Regions from separate parts of the Homo sapiens genome. Here region 2 is linked to region 1. Evidence: chromatin contacts called from ENCODE Hi-C data. All regions are on one chromosome and are shown on one strand. The core of a region is the stretch at or near the end of the contact, and the rest is flanking DNA. Distances in the headings are between cores, read along the strand shown.

Evidence for each region. Hi-C counts contacts between places; a loop is a spot of excess contacts on that map. Pooled maps may share reads with other maps.
Region 2: a map of CD4-positive, alpha-beta memory T cell shows a loop between it and region 1 (4-fold over the local background). The contact joins the enhancer-like site here to the promoter of COPS7B in region 1. A Hi-C loop is called at or near these places in 3 of 168 maps with a recorded cell type or tissue (CD4-positive, alpha-beta T cell, CD4-positive, alpha-beta memory T cell and naive thymus-derived CD4-positive, alpha-beta T cell) and 12 of 50 pooled maps.

What each region holds. Positions count from the first base shown.
Region 1 is chr2:231,783,191-231,788,851 of GRCh38, forward strand. It overlaps COPS7B (COP9 signalosome subunit 7B), which reads left to right and starts at 3,255. Exons shown (of 7, transcript NM_022730.4): 1 at 3,255-3,348; 2 at 5,365-5,542. The coding sequence starts at 5,381. RefSeq lists silencers at 2,893-2,972, 2,983-3,162, 3,253-3,512.
Region 2 is chr2:232,317,565-232,323,225 of GRCh38, forward strand. The region is part of intron 14 of DIS3L2 (DIS3 like 3'-5' exoribonuclease 2); the gene reads left to right. Among named protein-coding and RNA genes, the nearest start is that of ALPP, 58 kb to the right of the region's middle. Within about 2 kb of position 2,372, at least 5 of the 41 ENCODE cell types and tissues checked have a DNase peak (open chromatin) inside an H3K27ac peak, as active enhancers do.

The sequences.
Region 1 (5,661 bases), core at 2,005-4,504:
CGGGCATTTGGGTTGTTATTTTTTGGACTATTATTAGCAAAGCCGTAGTGAGCATTCTTACATGTTTCTTTTTGTAGACACTTGCACACATTTCTAGGAGAGGAATTGCTAGTGTGTAGGGAGGGTATGCACATGATCAGTGATAGTAGACATTGCCAGTTTTTCAAAATGATTGTACCAATTTACGCCTTTGCCAGCAATATGAGAGAGTTCTAGGTGCCTCTTATCCTTGTCAACACAAGAGTTTTGTTGTCAGTCTTCTTAATTGTAGCCGTTCTGGCTGAATGTGGTATCTCATTAAGGTATTTATTTGCATTTTTCCTGATGTTGAGCACCTTTCAATGTGCTTGTTGGCTAGTTGAACGTCCTCTTTCGTGAAGTGCCTGTTCTTTTCCCAACTTTTAAAAATTGGGCTGTCTTCTTATTGATTTGTAGTTCTTTACAGTCTGGATATGGAGTTCTTTGATATATGCTTTGCAGATATCTTTTCCAAGGCATGGCTTGTCTTTTCACTCTCTTACTGGTGTCTTTTGAAACAAATTATATTTTTGAGGGATGGGGTCTCTGCTGTGTTGCCCAGGCTGGAATGCAGTGGCTATTCACAGGCACCAGCATTGCCCACTGCAACCTCGAACTCCTGGGATCAAGTGATCCTCCTGCCTCTGCCTCGCAAGTAGCTATAGTAAGACTATAGGTGTACTCCACTGCATCTGACAAGCAGAAATTCTTAATTTTAACACAGTGCAATAGTTCCGTGCTTTTTATTATGGTTAGTGTTTTTTGCATTGGATTTCAGAAATCTTTGCTTTTAGAGTTGGCAGGTTTTTTACAGGCTGATAGAAGAGCATTCCAAAAAAGAGCAAGCTTGAGCATAGGTGTGGTGTCTGAGAGGGAGGGTGTAAGTTGTGCCGGGCATGGGAGTTTGGACTGAGAAGGGGGAGGGGGTGGGGTGCGACAAAGCTGGAGTTAGGAGGGAGGCACACTTTGAAGGGCTTTCAGTGCAGCCACTGCCTGGGCGTGGTGGCTCACGCCTGTAATCTCAGCACTCTGGGAGCCAAGGTGGGAGGATCACTTGAGATCAGGGAAGACCAGCTTGAGCAACATAGTGAGACCCCATCTTTAAAAAAAAAAAAAGGAATAAATTTGCCGGGTGTGGTGGCACGCACCTCTAGTCCTAGCTACTTGGGAGGTGGAGGTGGTAGGATCCCTTGAGCCCAGAAGTTCAAGGCTGAGGTGAGCTATGATAGTGCCACTGCACTCCAGCCGCGGTGACAGAGTAAGACTCTGTCTCTTAAGGGAAAAAAAAACCAAAATACTAAATCCAAATTGCAGCCATGGAGTCTGGACATTGTTCTAGAGGAAGTAGAGGCATTGCTGGAATTTCTATGAAGTCACACTAAACTCACTTGTCTTCCTCTCACTCTCATATTTGTCCCTCCTCTTCCATAGCCCTGTTCACTTAACACTAGCTCTAGACAGCTCTGGCCTCCCAGCGCAGAATCCTGGGTGTTATGCTCCCTCCCTCTCCTTATATTCAACTGGTCACCAAGTCTTATAGATTCTATAGTCTAAATGTCTCCAACAGTGTCCCTTCTTTTTCATCCCCAATTGCCACTACCTTTGTTTTTGTTTGTATTTTTGAGATGCAGTCTCAGTCTGTTGCCCAGGCTGGAATGCAGTGGCGCAATTTCGGCTCACTGCAACCTCCACCTCCTGGGTTCAAGCGATTCTCATGCCTCAGCCTCCAGAGTAGCTGAGATTAGTAGTGCATCACCATGCCCAGCTAATTTTTGTATTTTTAGTAGAGACAGAGTTTTGCCATGTGGCCCAGGCCGGTCTCGAACTCCTGACCTCAGGTGATCTGCCCACCTTGGCCTCCCAAAGTGCTGGGATTACAGGCGTGAGCCACCGCGCCCGGCAACACAATCTCTTATCTAGAATAAATCGGTCACCTCACCGGAGGTTTTCCCTGCCTCCAATTCTCTCCACATCCAATCCACTCCTATAGCACCTAGCATGATCACTCTAACAAGGCAATTATTCATACCTCTCCTTAGCTTAAAAAGCCTAAGTAATTCCCCAGTACCTGGCATGTGGATTCCAAGACCTTTGATGACCTGACTCCAGCTCTGTACCCCTCATTTCTCACTCTTGAAAACCCTGGGGTCAAACCACTCTGGGTTTCTTTTTGACATCAGTATATGCTGCACAGTGCGAGCCTCTGTGACAATGGGCACTACCCCCCTTTTTTCCCCTTTTTGTCTGTTTTTTTCTTCCCCAACCTCTTCTGTGCTTCCAAAGTGTTGTCATATCTTCCCCATAGCATTTAACACATTGGAGCTTTTGAGGGTAAGAGCTTTGTTTTATCTTCATATAACTTTTCAGGACATAATAGGTGCTAAAGAAATGTTTTTGAATAAATGAATGAGTTGGTTGATGCTAGGCTCCTTTGCATTTGTCCTGTCTCATTTCTGCATTCTAACGCACGATAGGCAAATAGGGCTGTTTTTCTCTCTCATTTTCAAGACCTGAAAGACTGTGGTGTATACAGGAATCAGTTTAAGTGTTCAATTATGTGGCATTTCTTAGCCATCTTCCCAGGGGAGTTGGTAAGCACCAGATGCAACTCTATCAATGACATTTTGGTCATAGAACCATTGTTGGCTTAACCCATCTCTTGCTTATTTTAAAACATTTTCTGAATAGAGGTCAAGAACATCGTCTTCGGCCTCAGATAGCCTGGGTTTGACAAAGATAGCAAGCTTTGTCACTTTCTGACTTTTGGACTTAGTTAACTCACCTGAAAAATGGGAACAATAATACAAGCCACAGTTATGAGAATTCAACGAGATAATGCATGTACAGCACCTGGCACATGGTAAAACGCTCAATAAGTGGTAGTTAGTAGGCTTAATGTATCTCGGTGCCCAGGGGTAGCGCAGTAGCCATGGGGAGCTCCTGAGAGAGAAAGCACAGCCTAAGGGGAGGATTTGGGGCCCGGGATGGCGATGGCGACGGTTGGGCTGCAGTACCGTCTAGGCCGCATTCCTCTCCTTGGGCCCCTAGCCACCCCCTCCCCGCCTGGTTCCCGGGCTGCAGACTCTTCCCCGCCCCCTCGCTCCCACTTCCCCACCGGAGGTCGAAGGCTGTAAACGCGGCGGGTGGAACCTTGTGTGGGCGGAACGCGAGTGCAGCGGTGGGAGGCTTCCGGGGGAGCTGCACGGGCGACGGGTCGGCGGAGACAGAAAAGCGCCGGACGCCGGGGTGATCATGGACGCTTGACAACCTGCGGGCAGGCGCCGGGAGGCCGAGCCAGCGACTAAGAGGACCGAGAGGTGGCGTGGACAGGTAGGAGCTAGCGAGAGGGTGGGCCGAGCGGGGCCGGCGCTCCAGGCTCGGCCAGACGATCCGGCTTAGAGCCCGCCGCCAAGGAAGCCCGCGGCCGTGCCCGCCCCGCCCCCGCCTTGGGGAGCGCGTCCCGCGGCTCCTCACTCCACGCCTGCGGCCCTGCTTGGAGCATACCGCCCACCGTGAGGTCTGCTGCAGCTTGCGACCCTCAGCTTCAGTGCTGTGGCTGCTTTCGCTCTCCCATCCCCAAAGGCTGCTCGTTTGCCCCTCTCCAGTCCATCCAAATAGCGCCCTCCCCTGACGGGAATTTATCTCCGCTCTGTGCCTAGCCTCTGGCCCTCCCACTCCAGAAGAAAGCGACTGTCTCCGTCTCTTTACATTCTCTGCGCCCACAGGCTTTGCTCCTTAAGCCGAGATTTTTTGAAGGGACAGAAGTTTCTCTCCATTTCCCTACCCCCTCTCCACCCCCACCTCCTAACATTGGGACTCTTTGCAGAGATCCCCATCTGTCTCTTCACACGGGTCCTCTTGGAAGGGCCTTTTCGCTCCTTCCCTCTTTACCGTCACCGACCCTCCTTTCTTCCCTACTCCTTTCCTTCTTCCTCGTATCCTCTCCCCTTCTCTTTTCCCTTTCCCTTCCGTCCTCAAACTCGTTGTTCCCCAGCACTTCATTGTTTTTCCTGTGTCTGGCCGGACCTTCTTAGGTAACCCTAAGTGAGGCGACATACTTGTTTCTCTAATACTGTGAAAGGGCAACTAATCTGTGTGCCTGCCAACACAAAACTTAGTTCCTCTTGCACCAAACTATTCTTCAAATTGTTCTTTGCTGCACTCTACTATACCGTTTTTCGTTCATTTTGTCACGCTGCTCTAATATGTATCATTCTTGGAGGAGAAATCTTACCTGGAACTCCTGTACACTCAGCGTGTAATTAGATTACACAATTGAGGGACCCTCCTGTACTTAATGTCTTCGGAGCGCTGATACAATATTTTCACTGTTTTCCCAAATCTTTTTATCGTTTTCTTGAGGTTTTTTTTTTTTTACACATTCTGAAGTCACGTTTGGTTAAAATGTCGTATCAGGAGGAGGCCGAATACAGGGATTTTTCCCCATGGTCTTACACAGCATGTATGTTCTTAGTTTGAATATATCGCTACTTTTCTTTCAAAATGATGTCTCCCTTTATCTGTGCTTACTTGACTTGATTAAATGAGACATCTTTCTTGTCTGGTTTTTTGTTTTCCTTATCTGTCTGGCTGTAGATTGGATTCTGATGACACAGTGGGAGCTGTAACTGATTGCTTTTGCTTACATCCGGTGCCTCTGTGTATAGGCAGTATCCTCCATTTCTTAACCAGAATGTATAAACGAGGTGGATATAAAACAGCTGCTGAGAAACTCATGTGTTTTTCTTTAGGTCCTGGTCAGGTTTAAGGACTTAGAAGGTGTTGCCTCTGGAGGAGGGACAGGTGGAAGTGAAATGACTTTTACAAAGTGTGTTTCAAACACCAGAATTTAGGACAAGATCCTTTTAACTCCAGGTTGAACTCCACCCATCTCATAAGGTGGTCATTGCATCTGGACTCAGGAACTGTTTTTTTTTTTTTTTTTTTTGAGACAGTCTCGCTCTGTTGCCCAGGCTGGAGTGCAGTGGCACAATCTTGGCTCACTGCAACCTCCACCTCCTGGGTTCAAGCAATTCTTGTGCCACAGCCTCCCAAGTAACTGGGACTACAGGTATCTGCCACCAGCCTAGCTAATTTTTGTATTTTTAGTAGAGATGGGGTTTTGCCATGTTGCCCATACTGGTCTCGAACTCCTCACCTCAGGTGATCCACCCGCCTCAGCCTCCCAAAGTGCTGGGATTACAGGCATGAGCCACTGCACTTGTCCTGTTTTTTCTTTATCAACACTATAAAAGTAAAGTATTCTGGTGTTTGATTCAGCACTGAATAGGCACAGACTTTGCAAAGGAGAAGGAAGAATGACTGACACAATTTTCTTTTGGACAGATTTCAAGGCCAGAGAATGGCAGGGGAACAGAAACCCTCAAGTAATCTCCTGGAGCAGTTTATTTTACTAGCCAAAGGTACCAGTGGCTCAGCCCTCACTGCTCTCATAAGCCAGGTCTTAGAGGCTCCCGGAGTGTATGTCTTTGGAGAACTTCTGGAGCTGGCCAACGTGCAGGAGGTAAGAACGGTTTGCAAACAATTTCTCTTTATTCTAAGACTCTGTAATTCTCCAGGTTTCCAAAGAATTTCAGTGCTGAAGTATTGTGAACCTGTGAGGTACCCTATTGTGAGACAGAT
Region 2 (5,661 bases), core at 1,122-3,621, 530 kb after region 1:
TAGCTGGGATTACAGGTGCCCTCCACCACGCCTGGCTAATTTTTGTATTTTTAGTAGAGATGGGGTTTCACTATGTTGGCCAGCCTGGTCTCGAATTCCTGGCCTCAAGGGATCTGCTCACCTCAGCCTCCCAAAGTGCTGGGATTACAGGTGTGAGCCACCACTCCTAGCCTCTTCTATTTTTTAATTACACCTCTAATTGTCTCTGAATTGTCACTGAATTAATTGTCTCCTTAATTCAGTGCAGAAGGTTTTCATAATAACACTAATATTTATGGAATAGTTAACAATAGGTCAGAGCTTATAATGTTAAATAAGATAACAAAGTTTATCTCATTTAATCCTCACTAGAATAACCCTGCGAGGTAGGTAGAAGAAGTTAGAGAGGTTAAGTAGTCTGCCTAAGGTTACCCAGGTTGTGTGTGGTTGACAGTGCCCTACCTTTCCCCCCTGACTTTAGCAATACAAGAATACTGGCAAGTTGCTGCTGCCCTCTGGGCTCTGTTATAAAGTGAAGCTGCCGATCCACAATGGAGAACCCACTCCTGCAAGGCCAGGCCTCCACAGAGGCCAGAGGCCAGAGGCCAGTAGTGGTCGGGGTGCCCAGGAAGCTGGGCTCAAACAAGGGTAACTTGCAAGAATCTTCAGGAAGCCCTTATATTCAGAATTGTGTTCTGTGCCACATGGGCCCTTTCCCACCATCAAACTTAGAAAACGACCCCTAGGAAAGTCCTCAGAGTTCATGGAAGGGCGCTGAGAAGTCTGCCCACACCCTCGTGGGTTGGAGGACCAGTTTCGCCAAGTGTTCTCTGGCCCAGTTGTAAACATCATTCGTTTGCTTGTCCAGCAAACATTATTGGACGCCTATTAGTGCCAGGTACTGCACTGAGCACAAGAGAAGGGCCCAGTTCCTTCCCTTGAAGCCCACAGCCCATCGAGGAAGACAGGTATGTAAGACAGCATTTGCAAGGGGGTGACAAAGGCCAGGGGGGAGGTGAACAAAGGATGCAGGGAGTGGCTCTCAGTGTTGTGAGCACCCCGCATGGGAAGGCCAGCGCGGCAGGGTGCTGGGTGCTGTTGCCCTCTGCTTCTCCCGGCTGGAGTGTCAGTGTGGGACCCTGTAGGCCCCAACCCACCCCAGGGGAGGCAAGTGAGAAGGTGACAGGACAGAGTCATGGGACAAGAACCAGAGGGAAGAGGCCTGGCCAAGCCCTGGAGAACTGAGCAGAGCAGAGAGCCGCCTCACCAAGCCTCTGTGTTCCATCTTGTCATGCTTGTTGGAATGAGGAGGAATCCCTAAAGATCATGGATAGAAGGAGAATGGCTCTTCTTCCCACCACCTCCCCACCGTCTCTCCCTGAAACCCCAGGAGCATTCCAGATACAACACAGGGCGGGGGTCTTCCCTTCATGTTCCTTGAGTGCAGTGGCCATGGCCACTCCTTTCTCAGAACTCCTACTGCCAGTCTTAGCACTGCTGGCCTCCATACCCAGCAGGGAGGTGTGGTCTGCTCCCACATGGCTGGCTGGGCCATTCCTGGGCAGATGGTATCGAGTAAGGAGCACCCAGTGTCTTGTGTGGTTGGCACACAAGACACTGTGGTGGTTGAGAGAAGCAGAGGGCAACAGCACCCAGCACCCTACCACACTGGCCTTCCCATGTGGGGTGCACACGACACTGTGTGGTTGGCACACAGTGGACACACCCTGGACTGCATGCTACGTATAAGCATGTCCTGGTGAAACTAGCAGCCAGTTCTTTGTTTTGTTGCAAATGACCATTTGACAGTACTTCCACAACAGCCAAACATGGCACATGAGGAACTGGGCTTGAGTATCACAAAGATTTACTGGTAAATGGACAGGCATAAGCACCATTAATCAGACAGCACAGTTACTCTCCATCTTGGTGGCTGCACAGCTCAGCGGACCACACAGGGCCCTCCTGGGGTGTTGGGCAAGGCCTCCTCCCAGGCAGAGGCAGCTGGACTGAGGCCAGAGAGTTCTGGGTGCTACAGCCTCTACCAGGAACAACAATTCTCACCCAGGGGAGGCCTGAAGGCTGCCTGGGCTTGGCTGCCTGGGCTTGGCCTAACCTACCTGTGAAGAAGCTCCCAGATTGCTAGTCAGCATCCCAGGTACCAGGAGAGCTTTCTTAATGCATCTGAAAATCCTGGATAAACAGGGCTGCCCTCTGCAACCCAGGCTGCCCTACAAGATGGGCTTGGCCTCCAGAGTGGTAGCTCAGGGAAGCAGAGCCCTCAGGTCCAGTCACGCTTTGGCATGGTCTGGCCTCACCATCTGACTTACGATTGACCCAGCCTGCCTGAAAGGACTCAGGGCCTAATCCAGGTTGTTCTGGTCTTGGTTCTCAGGTAGAATGAGAGTGGCGTCGGGGAAAGGGCTGAAGTCTTCACACAGGCTGTGCGAGAGCACTCAGCAGTCTTTGGTTGACTTTGGGTAGGAGTGGAGATGAAACCCAGCAGTCTTATGGTTTTCCCCGCCCTCCACCCCACCCACCCTACCCCTTCCTGTGGACAAAGAGAGGGCAGAGCTGGGGCCTCAGTGCCACGTGGGGTGGGCACATGAAGATGTCAGGGAAGCCCAGAATGTTCTGGGGGGGGTGGGGGACACATTCATTGAAACCGCTCTGAACCTAGGTCATAAAACTGTGTGTCAATATTTTAAAAGTCACAGAATGAATGCAGAGCTCTGCCAAACTCAACATGCTGTGTTCCAGGGGGTGATAAGACGAGCGTTAGTTCAGTGGAAAAAAAAACAAGACAAAAGGAGTTTTCTTTTAATCTTCTGTGTTTCATGTTTATACTGAGGCAGGCTGCCCTTGCAGGAGAGAATTCATTCATCATGCAACCAACAGATGAGTCCCAGTGACATTGTCACCTGTCACCTGTGTTGGATTTAAGTGATAACCATATACAGGCAGTAAGAATGTATCGAGGCAAATGTAGCCTGTCCCATTAGGCCAGCAGAAGCCATCTTGGGTTTCTTCTGCCAAGTTCATACACCTCTGGTTCAACAGTGATAAGCTGAAGGGAAGTTGCAGGAGCCATAACTGCCACTCCTAGTCCTTTATTACTAGGGGGCTGTGCTTCCACCCCTGAAAATAAGTCTTGTTTGGCACTCAACGTTTTCTGTGGAGCAAACAAGCAAGTCATGTCTCTGAAATACCTCATTTGTTCCCCCAAACATTTCACCAGCTCCTCCATGTGCTGCTCAGCTCTGGGATACATAGATGGGCACGGCTAGGTGTTCCCCTCCCTTCCCCACCCAACAGCCTATGGTCTGCAGAGGAAAACTAGCCTCCAGAGAAGGACAGTCTGGATTCACTGTTGAGATGTGGTTTAGAATCAGCCCACAGGACCATGGAGCCAGGGAGGGAGATGTGTGAACTGAACCTGTACAGCCCCACGAGTTGCTGAGTGGAGAAGGTGGGCTTGGGTGCGGGGAGCAGAGGGGGCAGAGTGGAAATCCAGGGTGGCCTAAGAGTCTGGGTGCCTGTCACCCATGAGGAGGCCCCAAAGAGTCCCTTGGGAACAGAGGCACTGATCTCCTTGTGGCCAGTAAGTGAGCAGGGCTGAGGCAAGGAACAGGCCAGCAAAAGCCTGCGGGGGGCCAGGGAGTGTGACAACCAAGGACCCCCAGAGCACTAGCAGCTAAGGACCTCATGCCACACTCAGACCTGGGCGAGGGACTGACCTGGAGACCTCCTGAGCTTTCTCTGACTGTATGGAGCTCACCAGGGAAAACATGGGGGATGCCTGGATGCATTGCCCAGCTCCGAGCTCAGCACAAAAACTCCCTCTTGGAACAGTCTAGAAAGAGGCTCACCTGAGGCCCAGCTGTCACCCAGGGGCCATGATGTCATGTGGGCCAAGGCATCTGAGGGGCAGGGGCCTTCCGCATCCCACTGCTGCCGTGGCCCGTGGCCCACTCTGCCCTGCCCTCCTGACCCGGAGGCCCAGTGCGTCTCTGTGGGGGGTGGGAGGAGCGTCAGCAAAGGAGAGGCTGCACAGGGCGCCTTCGGCAGTGACGCGAAACCAAGAGCAGGAAAAGCAACCCTGCTCAGCCCTGGGCGACTCAGACAGGAAAGGGCCTGAGCCTGAGGCAACCAGGAGGGGGCAGCCTTATCAGGGAGGCCGTGGCGCGGGCCTGAGTGCTGCTTCTGCCCTCATCCAACTGCAGCGGGACAGAGGCAAACAAGAGGCCCCCCCTTTGTTTCCAGGGGGGCCTGGAAACAAGGCTTCCAAGGTGGCAACAGTGTCCCAGCCCAGCCAGGCGGTGGCTGCAGGGGGCCATGTGTGTGCGCCTGTGCCTGTGACCAGCCTCAGGGCCTAGGGGCAGGGAGCAGGCCAGGGGAAAGGCTCTGTCCCTGGGGCTTGGCCGGGCAGGTGGAAAGCCAGGTTCAGATGGGTGACCCTGGGCTCTGCAGCTGCTGTGGTCTGGCAGAGGGGAGGAGGCGCCCTTAGCAGTCAGGGGCAGGATGATGGTAGTGACGTAGCTGACTACGGGGGTGCCTGACCCCTGGGCAGCAATGTGCTCTCAGGGTGGGCTCTGTATTGAGTTCCCACTGTCAGCACAGCCTTTGGCTGCTGCCTCCTCCTCAGAGGGTTCAGAGCAAATGATGCAGGGTCACCTGAGGACAAAGCATGGATGGGGTGTCAGGGACCCTGGGTCTGGGAGCTTGGGCAAGCCCTTCGAGCTCACTGAGCTCCCTGTGCTCCTGCCAGGCATGAGAACTCTGACTTCTGAGACTCAGATGGACCGAGAGTGGCAAAGTGCCTGGCAGTCTCCACATCCAGCCCTGCCACACTGTGGCATGGGACCTCTGTGGTCACTTCTGTGGCCTCCCAGAGACACCATCTCCCTCTGTCACCTTAGGACCACAGTCCCCTCCCCATGCACTGGGTGTGGGGGACCAGTGAGGAGTGGATGAGGAAGTGCAGAGACCACTCTACGCTTGTTTCCCTGCAGACTTTAGTGGCTGTGTGGCTGGGGTGGTGGCCCTGCTGAAGGGGATCTGACCTGGCAGCCGTTTGGGCAGGAGCAGTTTTCAGATGTGAGCACACGTTCAAACTTGCAGCAGCAAAGCTGCTCAAGGTCCCAGGAAGCCCAGGCTTCTCTCTCGTTTTTGTGGCTGCCTTGGTAACGTGTGGGTGTAAGAGCGTGTGTATGTGCAGGAGAGAGACGGAGAGAAAGAAAGACCTGTGCATTCCAGAACACCCTTCTTCCTTGAACATCCGATTACCCAGAGCCTAATTTTAAAACCGAAGTCGATGCCTTCTTAAGTCTGCGATGGCCCAGCTGGCCTCCTTAAGTCTGTGATGGCCCAGTTCTGTTCTTGCTCCAAGTCTACGAAGCCAGCTTCCCCTGCTGGGGCTTGAAAGGGACCCCTGGCCAGGAGCAAGCAGGGCAGCAAGCAAAGCTGTTGGGGGCACTGTGGGGACTCCCCCAGGTGGCCAGGCTTCTGTGTGCCCGTGCCACCCCTCCTCAGGACCTTGTTTCCAGTTCCGGTTGGGCAGGGGCTGGCACTGGAGAGAGGCTTATGTGTCAACACCATAAAGCAGCCAGCAAGCCCTAATGACCACGCTCTGCAAGACCACACAGCACAGACTGGCACCTGGTTCTGCTTGGGGGCAGGGCC